Linked DNA regions of Homo sapiens: region 1 is linked to region 2. The links are chromatin loops, found by intact Hi-C in ENCODE. Cell type or tissue: dorsolateral prefrontal cortex. All regions are shown on one strand.

Region 1 (8,000 bases), 91 kb before region 2:
TTATAGTACAACTCGATCCATCATAGTCCAACTCAAGTCCCTTTCCCATGAAATCTTTTTAAGCTATTCCTACCACCATCACATTTCTTTCTCTGACTTTTACTGCACTCCAATGCAATCTGTCCCACGCTATTTAGCATTTGATTTCATTCTATCTTGTATCATTTTCAGAATGTATGCTTCCAAAATTTCTAAATACTGAGTCCCATGAGAGGCAAAACAAAAAAATGTGTTCCACATTAAAATAAAACAAAACCAAAACATAATGGGAAATACTTGATGTAACATTTCTCTCTTGGAAATGCATACTACAAGTTTGCATAGGGAAGGGGCTATATCATTCCATTCCATGCTGGTTACCCAATAAATATCAACTTTTTAATGCTTTATTTATTTATTTATTTATTTATTTATTTATTTAATTTTTTGAGACGGAGTCTTGCTATGTCACCCAGGCTGGAGTGCAGTGGTGTGATCTTGATTCACTGTAACCTCTGCCTCCTGGATTCAAGTGATTCTCCCGCCTTAGCCTCCCGAGTAGCTGGGACTACAGGCGCGTGCCACCATGCCTGGCTAATTTTTGAATTTTTAGTAGAGACGGGGTTTCACCATCTTGGTAAAGCTGATCTTGAACTCCTCACCCCAGGTGATCCTCGCACCTCGGACTTCCAGAGTGATGGGATTACAGGCGTGAGCCACTGTGCCCGGCCTTGATGCTTCTTTTCTAACAGAACCCTCATTGGCCACTGGACACAGATCTGGCCAAAACTTTGAAGACTGAAGTGGTTAGGTGTGGTTTGTGGGAATGGTCCTTAAGGCACAGCAGACTCTGGTGTGTGAATTTATTTGCTCTACACCTCTCCTTTTCTTCCTGCTTTGAATGTCGATGTGATGCTTAAGGCAGAGCATCTATCTGGAAACCAGGAGGCTATCAGGAGGGAAAGGCTGAGGGAACAACAGAGACTCAGGCCCTGACATCTTTAAGTTGCTGGTCTAGTATCAGCAACTCTTCACTTCTATGTTCCCGATAGGTTAGAGAAAAGAAAATCCCCAATTTGTTAAAATCATTAAGAAATTCTGTACTCATAAATTAAAAAAAAAATCCCTAAACTGATACAGAGATCCTACTGGCTACAGAATAAAGTCCATGCATCTTAGCCTTCCAAATGTCTTATTTCTTATTCAGTAACTCTTTTATTTGATCCATCATGAATCCTATGTAGCCTAATCTGTTCCAAAAGTCAGAAAGCAAAGCAGGTCCTGGTTCGTTATATTAAAGCAGAGCAGCTTTAGATTTGAAAATAGTGGGAGAAGCAATATCAGGAGAAAAAATGAGTGAGAGATGCCACATCAAGTTTTAATAACATTTGTAATAGAAATCAGTTCCATAGGAATTCAAACGCCTTAGCAGCCAGTGGAATTCTAAAAAGAATGTGAAAGGTTCCCCGATCAAACCCACTAACCTCATATAGCTCCTGATAATTCCTGAGCCACAATTCTTCTCAAATACTTAGTATTCTAAGGTCCTATATGAAGTGCAACTCACAGGTTGGTTACAGAAGGGTTAAATTACCTTCTCTCTCAACTGTTCTACAAATAAACCTTTAATACTAGATAGGTATCAACTGCACATTTGCTTATAAAAAGAAAGTAAATTTATCTATTGATTTAGCCTAATTTTACTTTTATTTATTAGATTTTCCATACTACAGAAAGAATATGAAAATAACATCTAAAAAGCCCATAATTCTGTGACCCAGGTAGCCCATTTATTCTTTTTATCTTAGAAAGGAAGTGTTTTTATTTATTTATTTAAGAGATAGGGTCTCACTATGTTGCTCAGGCTGGTCTCAAACTTCTGGCCTCAAGTAATCCTCCCACCTCAGCCTCCTCAGTGGCTGGGATTACAAGTGTGAGTCACTGTGGCTGGCTTTAAGAAAGAAATGTCTATTACATGGTTAGGAAATTCAAAAAAGTACAAAAAGCTATAAAGTGAAAGGTAAAAGCCTTTCCCTTCTTCCTTTCTGAAAAAAAACTATGTATAAATATATGTATTTGCTTTCCATTTATTCAGAACAATTTACTCTTCTGCCCCTTTCTTTTCTCATTTAGTAATCTATTTTAGTCTACTTTTCAAGTTCTTTCTTTAACTGCAACTAATTTCATCATTTTCAATATGTGGCTACAGGAATTAGATATTCTAGATTCATCTTCTCATAAGTGCTCTATTAAATCTTCACTGATGTGTGAGACCACAGTCCTGACTGAGTATTATTTACCTTCTTCTGTCAGCATCTACACCTGATCCCTTGCTCCCAGAGTTGGTAACTTACTCTCTTGCACTCTCTGCTTCTGCCAGTCTGAACTCAACTGGAAAAGTCAGCCACTTCCAAGGAAATAACCACAAGGAAAACTCCAAGGAGGCTTTGCTTTCCTGGTACATAGCGTAACAGTGAACAAAAGTAGGAACAAAACCTTCAAGAAGCCACGCTATTCGGATTGGATCAGAGGCTTAAAAGCAAGGTTTGTTCCATATGGATACATTTACCATTCCTACCCTTCTTAGTTTTGCAAGCCTAACCTGCATGGGTTCCAGGCCCCAGCTTCTGCCAACTCTGATGGGAAAGCATCGTGGGCTGCTGAAATTGTATTCCTTCTCTAGCACCTTCTCTGGATAGGCAATAAAGTAGTGGAGCAAAAGGGTGGAAGAACACTTCCTGGCCAACTCCATGCCCACTTCAAAGCCAGAATCAGGAAGCTGTTGTGCCAGGGAGTACCTGAGAAGAGCTGAAAGCTGAAGCTGCTCCTTCTGTGATACAAGAGACAATGAAAAACTGGTGAAGGTGCTGATGATGTCTGCAGGGACAGACGACACTGACTCCCACCTTGTGAACTCTGCACAGATGCTACACAAACTGGCTGGGCACGGTGGCTCACACCTGTAACCACAGCACTTTGGGGTGCCAGGGCGAGTGGATCGCTGAGCTCAGGAGTTCGAGACCAGCCTGGCCAACATGGTGAAACCCCGTCTCTACTAAAAAATACAAAGATTAGCCGGGCGTGGTGGTGGGCGCCTGTAAACCCAGCTACTCGGGAGGCTGAGGCAGGAGAACCGCTTGAACCCGGGAGGCAGAGGTTGCAGTGAGACAAGATCGCACCACTGCACTCCAGCCTGGGCAACAGAGCAAGACTCCGTCTCAAAAAAAAAAAAAAAAAAAGAACTCAAACTTCTAGTGACTTTCACAGGTAATTTGTGATCTGAAAATATAATTGAATCTATTAAGTAATTAAGGCTATCATCCTGGAGAACAAAGAAATAGGACCAAGCAAGGGCTTTGGTATGCTTAGCGTAACAAGCAGAGACTCCATATCAGGCCAGGAAAAAGGGATTTAAATCACAAAGCATTCCTCTGACTCATGTGGGAAAGAAAATTGAGATTTAAAACATGTTCCTTTTATTTTTTTAAATCATCTTTCTACTAGGCAAGGAATTTTTTTTTTTTTTTGAGCTGTTCAATCTCTAATTTGCCACATCAATATGTCCCCAAATAAGGGATCTCAAATTTTGGAACCTATTGAACATCTAAATGTAGTAACAAAACAAAAACAAAACAAACTAATGGAAAGGATCCCAGTCTGAAAAACACCAAAACAAAAGAGTGGTTTTACAAGCTCTGCCAACTCTCAAAGGCACAAAGTGTGCTATGTGGCAGGCGCCACAACCTGGCAAACAGTAGCAGGTCGGAGGAGAGGCTGACTGAGTGGCCCATCAGGGAGCATTCATAGCTGCAGAGTCCACAGACTGCAATTTACATGCTTGCTGTCCAGTAAGTATTTTCATTTAAAGTATGCTACATCCATTTCAAACAAGAGAATCCAATTACAAATTCTAAATCTGCCTAAGCTATGGGCCCTTTGGGGGTCATGAAGAGCTCAGCTAACACTAAGCTGACAAATAGGCTCTTTTCTTCTAAATACTTTTAGAATGCATTTTATGTGACCATTTCATACTTTACAACATCCACTTGGGGGTTGGTGCCTACAATAGTAGGAGAAGCCAGAAGGAGGTTGAGAGATATTGAATGGATAAACTACATGGATACCTTCTCCTAGAAGAAGGAAAAAAGAAGCCAACAATTACTGAGTGGAGGTTGGGAGGAACCCAGCTACTCTCCTTGCGTCCCAGGGGGCAAAGGGCTGTCACAGGCCTGGCCTATCTCCCCATTCTCTTCTTTATTGAAACACCTGCTCCTAGATAACCAGTCCTGTTTCCAGAATTGTAGAGGAATCATTATCGGAAAGGAAGATGTCTAAAGAACTGTCTGAGCTTTCTAATCAAATGTGAATAGATCTCATTTCAGTCTTTGAGTGCCCCCTCAAACTGCCACTTTTCCTAGATGCATTAGGAGTATTCTAAGTAAGTGACATGGCAATGTGTTTTCTTTTTAGTTTACAAATGATGCATATGCCCTAAACTTCATGACACTTTTTCTGTTATCCTATGTCCTTTATTTTACAGAAGTGGAAAACCTTAGAAAAATTTCAAAAGGGTGTGTGCTTTCTGTAAATAGTAAGGTAGGGAGAGGTTTTGATACTGAGTTTGGTTTCCAAGTAGAGGAAAGAAGGAGAAAAATTATAGTTGGCTGAGGACAGGGTAGGGAGAAAAATTTGAGGAAGCAAGAAAACCTGCTTTAGAAATAGTAGAATCTGAGCAATTTGAAGGTACATCATTATACCATTAAAGTAGAATAGATGTTTAATACAAATTGGGTGAATAACTATACACATGTTTTTCATAGGGATTTTATAATAACATTACTATCTAATAGGTTAAATAGGCTTTTGTGGGTTATCAGTTATACATGAAATATTTTTATAATGTGCAAATGTGTCCCAGCTTTCAAACACCTAATTCATATATGAACTTCTGGAACATAACCCATTTATTATTGAGAATTATTATTTTAAAAAACAAGCACTATAAGAGTATGGCAAATAGGCATAAGGAAAGGATCATAGGTAATCATATTTTAGAGCTAGTTAGGAAAGGAAGTTCATTTAATATGTGTGGTTAACTATTTAGATTTTTAAAATGTCTTAGAAATAATCACACCTGTGTTCCTCAATTAATACTTTTGGATAAACTATTCAATTTTCTCTAGGCAAGATTTTCTGGCAGGCTAAACTTGACTTTGTAACAAATATTTGTCAGCAAAAATAAGGTAACTACTTATGCCTGAAAAAGTTCTATTTTTTAAATATTCTAAAAGATGATTTTTTTTTTTTTTTAAAGATGGGGTCTCACTCTGTTACCCAGGCTGGAGTGCAGTGGTGTGATCATAGCTTACTGCAGCCTCGAACTCCTGGGCTCAAGTGATCCTTCTGCCTCAGCCTCCCAAGTAGCTGGGACTACAGGAACATGCCACAACATCCAGCTGATATTTTTATTTTTTGTAGAGATAGAGTCTCGCTTTGTTGCCCAGTCTGGTCTTGAACTCCTGGCTTCAAGCCATCCACCCATCTTGGCCTCCCAAAGCACTGCGATTACAGGTGTGAGCTACCACATCCATCCTAAAAGATGAGTTCTTAAAAATCATCTGAAATCACTGTGGACAAGTATTTATTAAACCTCAAAGCCATCTCTGAAAACAGGAAAGATTCAAAGAATAGCTAATAGCAGTCTTATTACTGAGAGTTGTATTTCACACAAGGAAAATTTACCTTCTCTTTCTATAGCTCACCAAATTGATTTTAGAAGATTTTGATCATAAGAAAAATCACACTAAAGTAATACATGAACACTGGCCTGCAGAATGGTCAAATTAATGTGACCACATTAAAAATGATACAAATGTGAAAGTCACTAGCAGTTTGAGTTCTAATATAGCATCTGTGCAGAGTCCACAAAGCAGGAGTCAGTGCTGTCTTCCCCTGTGGGCATCATCGGCCACCTTCACCAGTTTTTCATTGCCTCTTGTATCGGAGGAAGGAGCAGTTTCAGCTTTCTGCCCTTCTCAGCACTCCCTGGTATAACAGCCCCCTGACCTTGGCTTTGAAGCAGGCGTGAAGGTGGCCAGGAAGTGTTCTTCCACCCTTTAGCTTCACTCCTTTATTTTGTATCCAGTGAAGGGGCTAGAGAAGCAATTCCATCTCAGCCAGCCCAGGAGGCTCTCCCATCAGAGTTGGTAGAAGCCCCGGCAGGAACCAATGCAGGTTTCCTACCTCCATCCCCAAGCCCTTGGCCCACTTCAAAGAGATGCCTAGAAGCCAAATAGATTTGTTGCTATGAATTTAGTTAGATGACTTATCACTGTGTTGCATAATTCTTTCCCTAGGGTACAGCTAACACCGGTTCCATCAGGAGCTCCCGAAAGTGCCCTGCTACTTACAATAATCAATACAGGCACCATCTATGCTGGGGTTATAAAAATACCAATATTGATCTGATTTACTTCAATCTGAGGTCACTTAGCTAAGATTATGTATAAGAATGACAGTTTCATCTCAATTTTTAGGGATACAGACAGAATTCAGTCATTTCATAGGAGCCTACAATGAAACATCAGCTGACAATACATTTTAGTTTCTATTCATCTGGAAATTATCGTAAACCAGCTTTAAAAGTTTGCCAATTCTTATTTCACTAGGAAAAAAAAAATCTTCACCCATTTTACAAAACTTGACTTTACCAAAAAGCTTAGGCTGATTTTAAAAGCTAGAAAAACTATCCTAATACTACTCAATGTTCAAAATGTTGGTTATAAATCTTAGTAATTGGTTTTAGATTATTATAAACCTTTATGACTACCTAAATTCATGCTTCATATTCTAACTAGAAGTGTCCATGTATGTGCTACATCCAAATACTCATTCAACTTTGCCTAGGAAGGTCTACAGAGAGTCTACTCTCTCTAATATAGTATCAGATTAACTCCCTAAGAAAAGCTCCCTGAGTAAAAGAAATAACTCCACCACACCAAAACACCACTGAAAACCCTTAACTGATACTATAAAATAGGAGAAGCACAGACAGCTCCAGCTTTCAAAGGAAAATAAGACAGAACTACTGTAGAGAAAAAACATAGTAACAGCAGCATCAGCAACTGTGAGAACCATTTATCGTAATAGGCATTGTGCTAGAAGCTTTACATAATCACATCTAATTTCTATAGACACCTTGCAAAGCAGGCAATTAGCATCCACATTTAACACTGAAAACACAGAGGCAGAAATTAGAAGTGGTCAGAAAGGGTCTGAATCTAACCTGGTTCGACTCCAGAATTTGCTTGGTTTTCATTCATCATGCTCATTCCTGAGAAAGGGATTAGACAAACTCACTTGCTGGGCTATCTGGAGAAGAACTAAGATGGGGTTCAGGAACCTGAGTGTAGGTGCATTTTTTTTCTCTCACTTGTTTTTTTCTGATGAGAGAAAGTAATGAGAGGCCTTGTGCCCATGATGACCTGTCCTGACCCTAGGAGAACTTCCCTCACTGCTTTGTAAAAGTTCAGCCACGCGTGGGCAAGCATGCATACAGTCACAGTGAGTTTTACTATTTCATAATATTTCATAATATTGATGAATACACAATACAGTCACAGTTAATTATAAAGAAAAACTGACAGGTCACCAAGACTACAGAATTTCTAGAACCAAGACCTTCAGGAAAATGATACAAAATCCACTTGCGACAAAAACTGTATTTTTCTTCCTTTTCTTTCTCACCTCCCTTCCCCCCAACCCCCAGCTTAATTAAAAGGTATAAAGTGAAGAGAGAACAATAAACAATTATCATGGTAATTTGATAGTAGATACAAATGTTTCAACCACTTTCTCTGCCAAAATTCAGGCTACAGAATACAGGTGTTCAGAAAGTTACAATGTGCAACTGTTTTAAATCATATTAATTTGTGTTTCATTGAAGTGAGATCTTCATTTTATGTTCAACTGCACTATTGATAGGTTAATACCTGCTATGGTTTGAATGTGTGTATCCGCCA
Region 2 (8,000 bases):
CAGAGTGAGCATTTAACAAATGCTGGTTTAGGAGGAAAATGCCTTATTACTTAATAATCGCTGTGCTCAGCAAAATTCACCGTCTAAGGCAGGTTTGCCTTGAGACCTATCCAAGGGCATTTAGTTACTGCAGCACCTAAACAGTCTCTCCTAAGCCAGTCCTGAAGTCAGCATTACAAGGAGGCTTGAGGTTCCGAGGTATAAGAGCATCAGCATAAGCCCAGCTCGCTCCCAGTGATTATTTAATTACTGTGGTAATAACAGTCAGGTATGTAAAACATTACACTCCTACCGATTACATGGAAGAGTAATCACTCCTTCAAGAATTATCTAGTCTGCCATCTAAACAAACTATTGTCACCCCACCAGATAACTATGAAGCCACCATAGAAGGCCAGATGTTAATCTCCATGTTCTCTCTTACTGAGTTATTTGATGTTTGCCCAACAGTATGGTACCTGAAAAGATGGTACTCATCATTAGCCAGGATAATCCTGAACAGAAACATTCAACTCATCAAATTTAGATGGCAAACTTCTTTATTACTGGTAGAAAAAAGACACTAAGCATGAAAACCAGGTTTGGGTATGGTTGGCAGATGAGGCCATGGGGTAGGAAAAGAAAAGTTTCTGATTGTGTATCGCAATAGTCACACACAAAAAATAAACTGTATGTCATCTTGCTATGATGCTTTGGGAATACTTAATTTAGAAAATAAGAGATGGTCAAGCACAGTGGCTCACGCCTGTAATCCCAGCCCTTTGGGAGGCCAAGGTGGGAGGATCACTTGAAGACAGGAGTTCAAGATCACCTGGGCAACATAGCAAGATCCCATCCCTACAAAAAGCTTTTTAAAAAATTAGTTGGGTGTGGTGGCATGTGCCTGTAATTCCAGCTATTAAGGAGGTTGAGGCAGGACGATCACTTGAGCCCAGGAGTTGGAGGCTGCAGTGAGCTATGATCATGCCATTGGACTCCAGCTTGAGTAACAGGGCAAGACCCTGTCACTAAAGAAAAAATAAAAATAAAAAGGAGAAAAAAAAATTAAGAGTCCATTAAAAGGTGCAACAAATGATACAGGCAACTAGTGACTGGTAATAATAATAATCAGAACAGTGCAACAACATTTAAGTGGAAAAGGTAAAATGAAATTGTCTACACATCCAGGTTTCTGTGTTCTCATGCAGTACAGAGGCTGTCTGCTCCTTGATGTTCTCTTAATAACCACATTCATTTCAGGACCCAACCATATCCAACGTCAGGAAGCAGTAAGGACGAACGAACCAGAGAAGACACAAATTCAGAACGTAACAATGCTACAGACCAGAACTGTGTTGTCCAATAAGGTGGTCACATGTGGCTATTTAACTAAAATTTTGTTTCTCAGTTGCACTAGCTATATTTCAAGCTCTGCAGCTGTGGCTATTGTATTGGACAGTGCATATACAGAACATTTCCATCATTTTCCATGGAACAAAGCTGGACTACAAAGTGAATATTCCTATTGTTAAGATGGACCCAATGAAAAATTCAGTCAAAGTCAATAGTGTTATTCATTGAGCATAATTAGAGATATCCACGGTTATCTGGTTATTTTATTGAATGTGTCATAGAGACAATTGGTGATCCACAGAAAGTTTGGACATCCTTATCAGCACAGGATTTTTTTCTCCCAGTATTCCTCCAATACCTACCCTTGCCCTTCCCACCACTATGGGCAGGGATAGAAAGAAAAATGGTAGGGGGTCAGAAACTCCTTGATTAAGTCTCTCTTATCCAAGAAGCTGCAAAAATTGCCAAAAATAAGTAGGTTTTTCGAAGCATCTTCTTTCCTCCCCTTTCTCTTCCTTTTTAAAAAAATACTAAAAGACAACTAAACAAAAACAACAACAGGAGACAGGCAGAGGTATTCAAGAAAATTATTAAGAAGAGGGCAGGGCGCAGTGACTCACGTCTGTAATCCCAGCACTTTGGGAGGCTGAGGTGGGCAGATCACAAGGTCAGGAGTTTGAGACCAGCCTGGCCAATAATGGTGAAACCCCGTCTCTACTAAAAATACAAAAAAAAAGTAGCTGGGCATGGTGGCAGGTGCCTGTAATCCCAGCTACTCAGGAGGCTGAGGCAGGAGAATTGCTTGAACCTGGGAGGCAGAGGTTGCAGTGAGCTGAGATTGTGCCACTGCACTCCAGCCTGGGCAACAGAGCAAGACTCCATCTCAAAAAAAAGAAAAGAAAAGAAAATTATTAAGAATAAAATGGATGGCTATCCTAAGTTACTGTCCAAGACATCCAAGGAAAAGTACCACAAATCAAGAATGTTTCCAAAAATACCCCATGAGAACAATTCAACAAATCTACATTAATTTTAAAAGTTACCAACTTTTCAGAGGCAAAATGATTTGCTGCTAAAAATTTAAAGTCCTGAGTTTTCATCCAGAGCAACACACTCTGGTTCAATGATGTAATTCACAGGCAAATAAAAGAATCACATTAAGTCACCCTCCAGTCATAGCATCATTTGATTTCTGAGGTCATTTGGTTCTCAGACAGGAGCCAGGTCTGATAGTAAATAAAAATCAACTACAGTAGTAAGATTCTACTTATTAGAACTTCCCTGTGTACTGTCTCATAAAAATGAAGTAATATGCTTTTGGATTTAATGTAGACAGTTTCAATTATATTTAAGAAAAGCAAAGTAAGATTAATTCGAGAAACAGGAAAAAGAAAACGAGTCCTCAGACACTGGATTCTATTTAACACTCTTCACTTTATCATTGCTTAAATATTTGCTTTCTACTTTGTCATGCTACCTCTCTGCATCACAGAAGAAAATTTGATACCTCAGTGACAGAATAATTTAAGAGCAAGCTAAAAATTAATCAGCACATAAAAGCAAGAAAACTCATAACCCATCTGTTTAAGAACAGCTTATATATTTTGGGGAAGGGGAAGCAAGACTTAGGATGCTGGAAAATGTAAAACACAGGCCTTAAAGCTCCTTTTTCAAAAATGTCTGATGTTGCTGTCTCTGGCTGATAATTACAGCCCTGGGAGGGCAGCTGTGAGACAATGCTGACAATGATGCAGTACACAGGCTCTCAAGAAGCTGGTAAGCTGCTGCTACCTTTCATACTGTGAAAGAACAACACAAGGGTCAGACTTCCCTTTTCTGTAACCTGTGCATTTCAACTGCCATACACGAATTCAGTTATCATCAACAGTTATACAACCTCATGATCTCCTCCCTGCTCCCTAGCTTCACCCTCCACATTCGCCCTCAATGTTTGCTGTGCTCCTCTTTACTCTTGACATTTTAGTATAGAAAGGGAAGTGACATTTTGACCCTCTGCCTAGAAAAGGTTGCACTCTTGAGTCACTTTAACTCATCCTTTAAAGCAGAAACTCACTTCATTAAAATAAGCAAAAATTATCTGAGGCACCTAAGGAAGGTGGGGAGATGTTCGTTTAAACCTTGATAACTCAGTATTTCCTCCTCTTGATGAGGACAGAGTGACTGGTCACTGCTGAAGTGAGCATGGGAAAAATTAAACATCTCTAGGCCAAGAAAGTAGCTTAAGTCAAAAAAGGCAACTGATCTGAAATACACCGAATCTACAAAAACTGTTTCCCATTTCATGCATACACAACCCTACAGAGGGTATAAACACTACCAGCAAACCGTGCTAGGAGGTCACAAGCACTCCCTGGAGCATGCACGAGCAGCACAGTTTATAAAACGTTCTATAGGCAGTGTGGGAGACAAGGGCTGGATCTGGCTCCGACCAAAGGGTGGAGCTAATGCATACCTTTTGGTCTTCTGGAATTTCCATTCTTTTGCTGTTCGTCTTCCTCATTAATGGTGAATAAACCAAGAGGAATTGGCCTTGCATTGGTCTTCTTCAGTCTCTCATGTCGGAGAGCTGTAGCTGATCCAGGCATACCGCTGCTACTTGTTTTTTTTTTTTTTAATTGTGATTATATTAAAAATATATGCTTATGTAATTGCAGCTCCCAGGAAGCTGCTAGTTCCTAAGCTGCCTGTTCATTTGAGCACTTGTAATAGATCCCCTATGGGTAAACAGTTTGCAAACAGCTGACAGATAGTACCAGCCACTTGGCAACTGAGGCCCTGCAGTTCCCCTCACCTAGCAGCAGCTTCCCCACCTCCCCTACCAGCCCCCTCCCACTGACTCCCCGACAGGCACATGCGCTGGTGATTGCTCCGGCTCATGCATGCACGTACACGCGCGCGCACACACACACACACACACACACTCCTTCCAGAAAAGCCCTACTACAGACACGCAGGGTCTGATGCCTCCCACCACTGCACAACCTGTTCAATCAGATCCCAGCTTCTTCCTGCTGCAGCACCTTTTTCCAATCTTCTTCCTGCTACCACACAGTAAAATATTCAGCCCACAGCAGAGAGGGGAAAATATGATATGCTGCCGTTAACAGTTGCCCTGACAACCCTAACATATCCTAATCAAGAAGGGCCCAGAGCGGCTCCATCTCCCCAGCTGAGAAGCGGCAGCTTGCAGGATGCTGGGTTCTGGGAACTCACCAGCAGAGGGTTACAGCGTGAGGCCGCTGGGCAGCTCCCTCTTCCTCTCAGCGGCAGCGCAGCAGGATGGGAGGAGAAAGAGTTTTGCTTGCACAAGCAGCAGTAGACTCCTCAGTATGGAGACAGAAGCCTGAGGAAGAAAGGCTTTTTCTTCTTTTCTGGGCCAGGTTGTCTATCATAACAATGTTTGCAAGCCCCTGGATGAATGAAGGCATGGCTGGTACCCACAGAGCAGCTCACTTTACTTTCCTGACATTCTTACCACCCCAGAGCATGTATAAGAACAGGGTTGGCAGCACCAGTCATGAGGGCCACCAGTGCCATGTCCCTGAAACCCTCTGGTGAAGACAGGCAAGGGAAGAACTATGCTGGCTCCCACCAGAGATCACAACGTGGAGTGTCTCCTCTGCAACTCAAGTTTCAAGGACAGAACCTATACTGGGGAATTCTCCAAAGGAGAAAAACCTGTCTCTATTACACCCAGCACACCCCCCACCCTCAATCCCTACCGCTCTGGGCAGTTGCTACCAGCGGTGCTGAGCAATGCTCAACACTTGACCCAATTTTAGCTCTTTTTTGGATCGTTTTCTTCAAAGCACAGAATCATGTGACTATTGTTTTCTCCTGAAATAAGCTATCTCACTTTAAGACTCTCCACTTCTAGACTGCTTAAAATGTGTGCTGTCTCCAAAAAAAATTTACAATAAATGACATTAAAACATGCCAACTGCCAAATTAAGAAAAAACATTTTTTTTGCTTTTGTGTTTTAATAAAAATCAAGTCTGCTTAGCAAGTCAAAAGCAATCCTCCCACTCCCCAACTACTCCCTTACTTTTTCTCAGTACTTAAACCTACTTACCCAAAAGAGGGCCCAAGGGAGTCTAAGGCAAGTACAATATCCTCTCTAAATCTCTTGCGTGGAACAGTAACTTTGGACAATTCACTTAACTCTCTCAGTGCCTCCGTTTTCTCTGTAAAATTGGGGTGATGACTATCATTTACCTATGGTATTAGGGTGAGGATTAAATGCGTGTAGTGCTAGCAACTTGAAGTGCTTAATAAATACCAACTATTATTATACTTTATAATAGTTTGCTGTAACTAGTCCATTTTTTGCTTTGTAATTATTTTCAAGGTATTTCCAGTTCAACTATCAATGCTACCAGGAAGTACTTCTTTGTATCTACTCTTATTGTCCAGCATGGTGCTGGGGGATGTACTAAATTGTGAGCAAACACATGCTGAAAAAAATAAATGAATCTTAAGAACTCTTTCCCTCCACAGGCTGCTTGATTTAATTAAGTTCACATGTATTTAGATCTCTGGCATGAAGAAACGCAGGAAATTTCAGTTTTAGAGTTTATTTTAAATTGTGTCAATCTGTGCAGTGGGTCTTTGGAATAAAATAGAATGGAGTTTTGGAGCTGAATGGGCCTGAGAAAGCAAGTGAGTCAGCATCGTTTTACATGCGAGGAAGCTGAATCTCACGAAGTGAAATTCCTTGCCTAGGTCAAATGTTAGTTGGCAGCAAGTCTACAATTAAAATTTAGACCATCTTCCTCCTAGTCCAGTGCTTCTCCCGATGACAAATGTTTGACCCAGATGTTTTAGAATCCTAGATCGATCTCCAATTTATGTGGAGATGGAAGGAAAGGGAGGACGCATATAAGATCTTATTGTTTAAGAAATAAAAAAATGGATACAAATTGTAAACGTAACATACTTCCATAATTTTCTATATTTGTAAACTTTTATTCTTGAATGAGACATGATTTGTTATTTCCTATTATTTTTCTTTAATCAGATGATCAATAAACACAGGTGTAATATACATCAATATCATACTATTTGTGAAATGAAAATATTTTCAAATCCACATTAGCTTCTTTCCTCTACTTCAAGAGAGTCAGGTCAGTATTTACAATAGCAAAAGCATAACAAAACAAAAAAGCAAAATAATAACAAAAAAAACCCCACATACAAAATAAGCATACTTGAAACTACCTTTTGGTAAAGAAAATGAAAATCTGTATTAAGCAAATGACTAATTTCATTTAGAAATGTTTGTCACCCAAATACAGCTTACAGCTTCCAAACAAAGCTAGCTGCTGCTCTAATAACTAACACATTATCTCCACTGAGTCAAGATGCTCTCATCCTGCTGTCGTGTAAATCCTGACCCCAACATCAACTAGCTGTGTCACTGTCACAGAAAAGCAAACAGCACAAGATCAAATAATAACAATAAAGGATTTTTTTCCTTCCCTTATAAAGGACACATTTTTCACTTAAGACATAAATTCATTTGAGATTAGTTTCTTAAATGTTCACACCCAATCTTTAATGGATATAGGGGTTAGCTCCTGGGGAATTCCAGGAATACTGTGGCTTGATCCCTGTAGAGGTGTGGGTACCATCTTCTCGCAATTCCCTTTTACATTTTGATCCAAACCAAAGGCAAATACGGAAAGGGATATGGTGAGACCTTAAATTTAAATATCCGCCAAAGTAAAATAAACACTACTCTGAATTCCTGAACTCTTTGAGATGGAGTCTCGCTGTCGCCAGGCTGGAGTGCAGTCGCAGTCTTGGCTCACTGCAACCTCCACCTCGCGGGTTCAAGTGATTCTCCTGCCTCAGCCTCCTGAGTAACTGGGATTACAGGCATCTGCCACCACACCCAGCTAATTTTTTTTTTGCATTTTTAGTAGAGATGGGGTTTCACTATGTTGGCCAGGCTGGTCTTTGACTCCTGACCTCAAGTGATCCACCCACCTTGGCTTCTCAAAGTGCTGGGATTAAAGGTTATAAGCCACCGCGCCCAGCCTCCTGAACTCTTCTCCAGCACTAAGGAGCATTTTCAATTAGATGTGGCACAACTATCCTTGCATGTCACATGCAGATACAGAGGCTTAAATCAGTCCCCATGGGAAATGGGCATGCAGCCCTCCAACAATCAGTAAGGTTTTGCAATTACTTTCTTTAAATTGTTAAAGTGATAAATGTTGTATTAATAGAGGCTTTGTACAAATTTGAGAGAAATGAGGCACTGCCTAGTGCAAAATGGTAGATTTTACAACTAGATTGGCTTTATATTGCGTAAAAATATTCTGCAGTATAATTTCAAAATGTATTCACATTTATGGGTAAAAACATTACCACTCAGCTACTATGATTAAAACAGTCCAATAGGCCCCCGAGCAACTGCAGGCCCCACCCGCTTGGTCCACAATAAATTTATGTCTCTTTGTCCTCCTACCCTGGCTGGTTGGCATCTCTGGCCTATGTCCAACCTGTGAGTTGGATGAATATGAAACAGAGTCAAACTTGCTGATCTTTGGGGAAGTAAGCTCATGACTTGGGCCTAGCTGTCACAATGCTATATAAAAGACTAACATGTAGTCACCTGCATACACATACGCACACATAGAGT

The links. A loop is a pair of places that touch in the nucleus more often than their neighbours do. Peaks named below come from ENCODE experiments on the same cell type or tissue, not always from the same donor. Only the 100,000 strongest peaks of a DNase experiment are listed, where the experiment ranks them.
Region 1: it touches region 2 in a loop (2.5-fold over the local background); 4 of 110 quality-filtered maps call a loop at or near these places.

Annotation. Positions count from the first base shown.
Region 1 is chr6:136,431,108-136,439,107 of GRCh38, forward strand. The region is part of intron 1 of MAP7 (microtubule associated protein 7); the gene reads right to left. Among named protein-coding and RNA genes, the nearest start is that of MAP7, 120 kb to the right of the region's middle. RefSeq lists an enhancer at 4,109-4,278. In dorsolateral prefrontal cortex, no CTCF peak of the experiment used is centred here; a DNase peak (open chromatin) is centred at 3,734; H3K4me3 peaks cover 1,950 bases; H3K27ac peaks cover 8,000 bases.
Region 2 is chr6:136,522,027-136,530,026 of GRCh38, forward strand. The region is part of intron 1 of MAP7 (microtubule associated protein 7); the gene reads right to left. Among named protein-coding and RNA genes, the nearest start is that of MAP7, 24 kb to the right of the region's middle. RefSeq lists an enhancer at 3,740-4,550. In dorsolateral prefrontal cortex, CTCF peaks have their summits at 3,092 and 4,604 (motif pointing right); DNase peaks (open chromatin) are centred at 3,075, 3,735, 4,215, 4,585 and 1 weaker place; H3K4me3 peaks cover 6,117 bases; H3K27ac peaks cover 8,000 bases.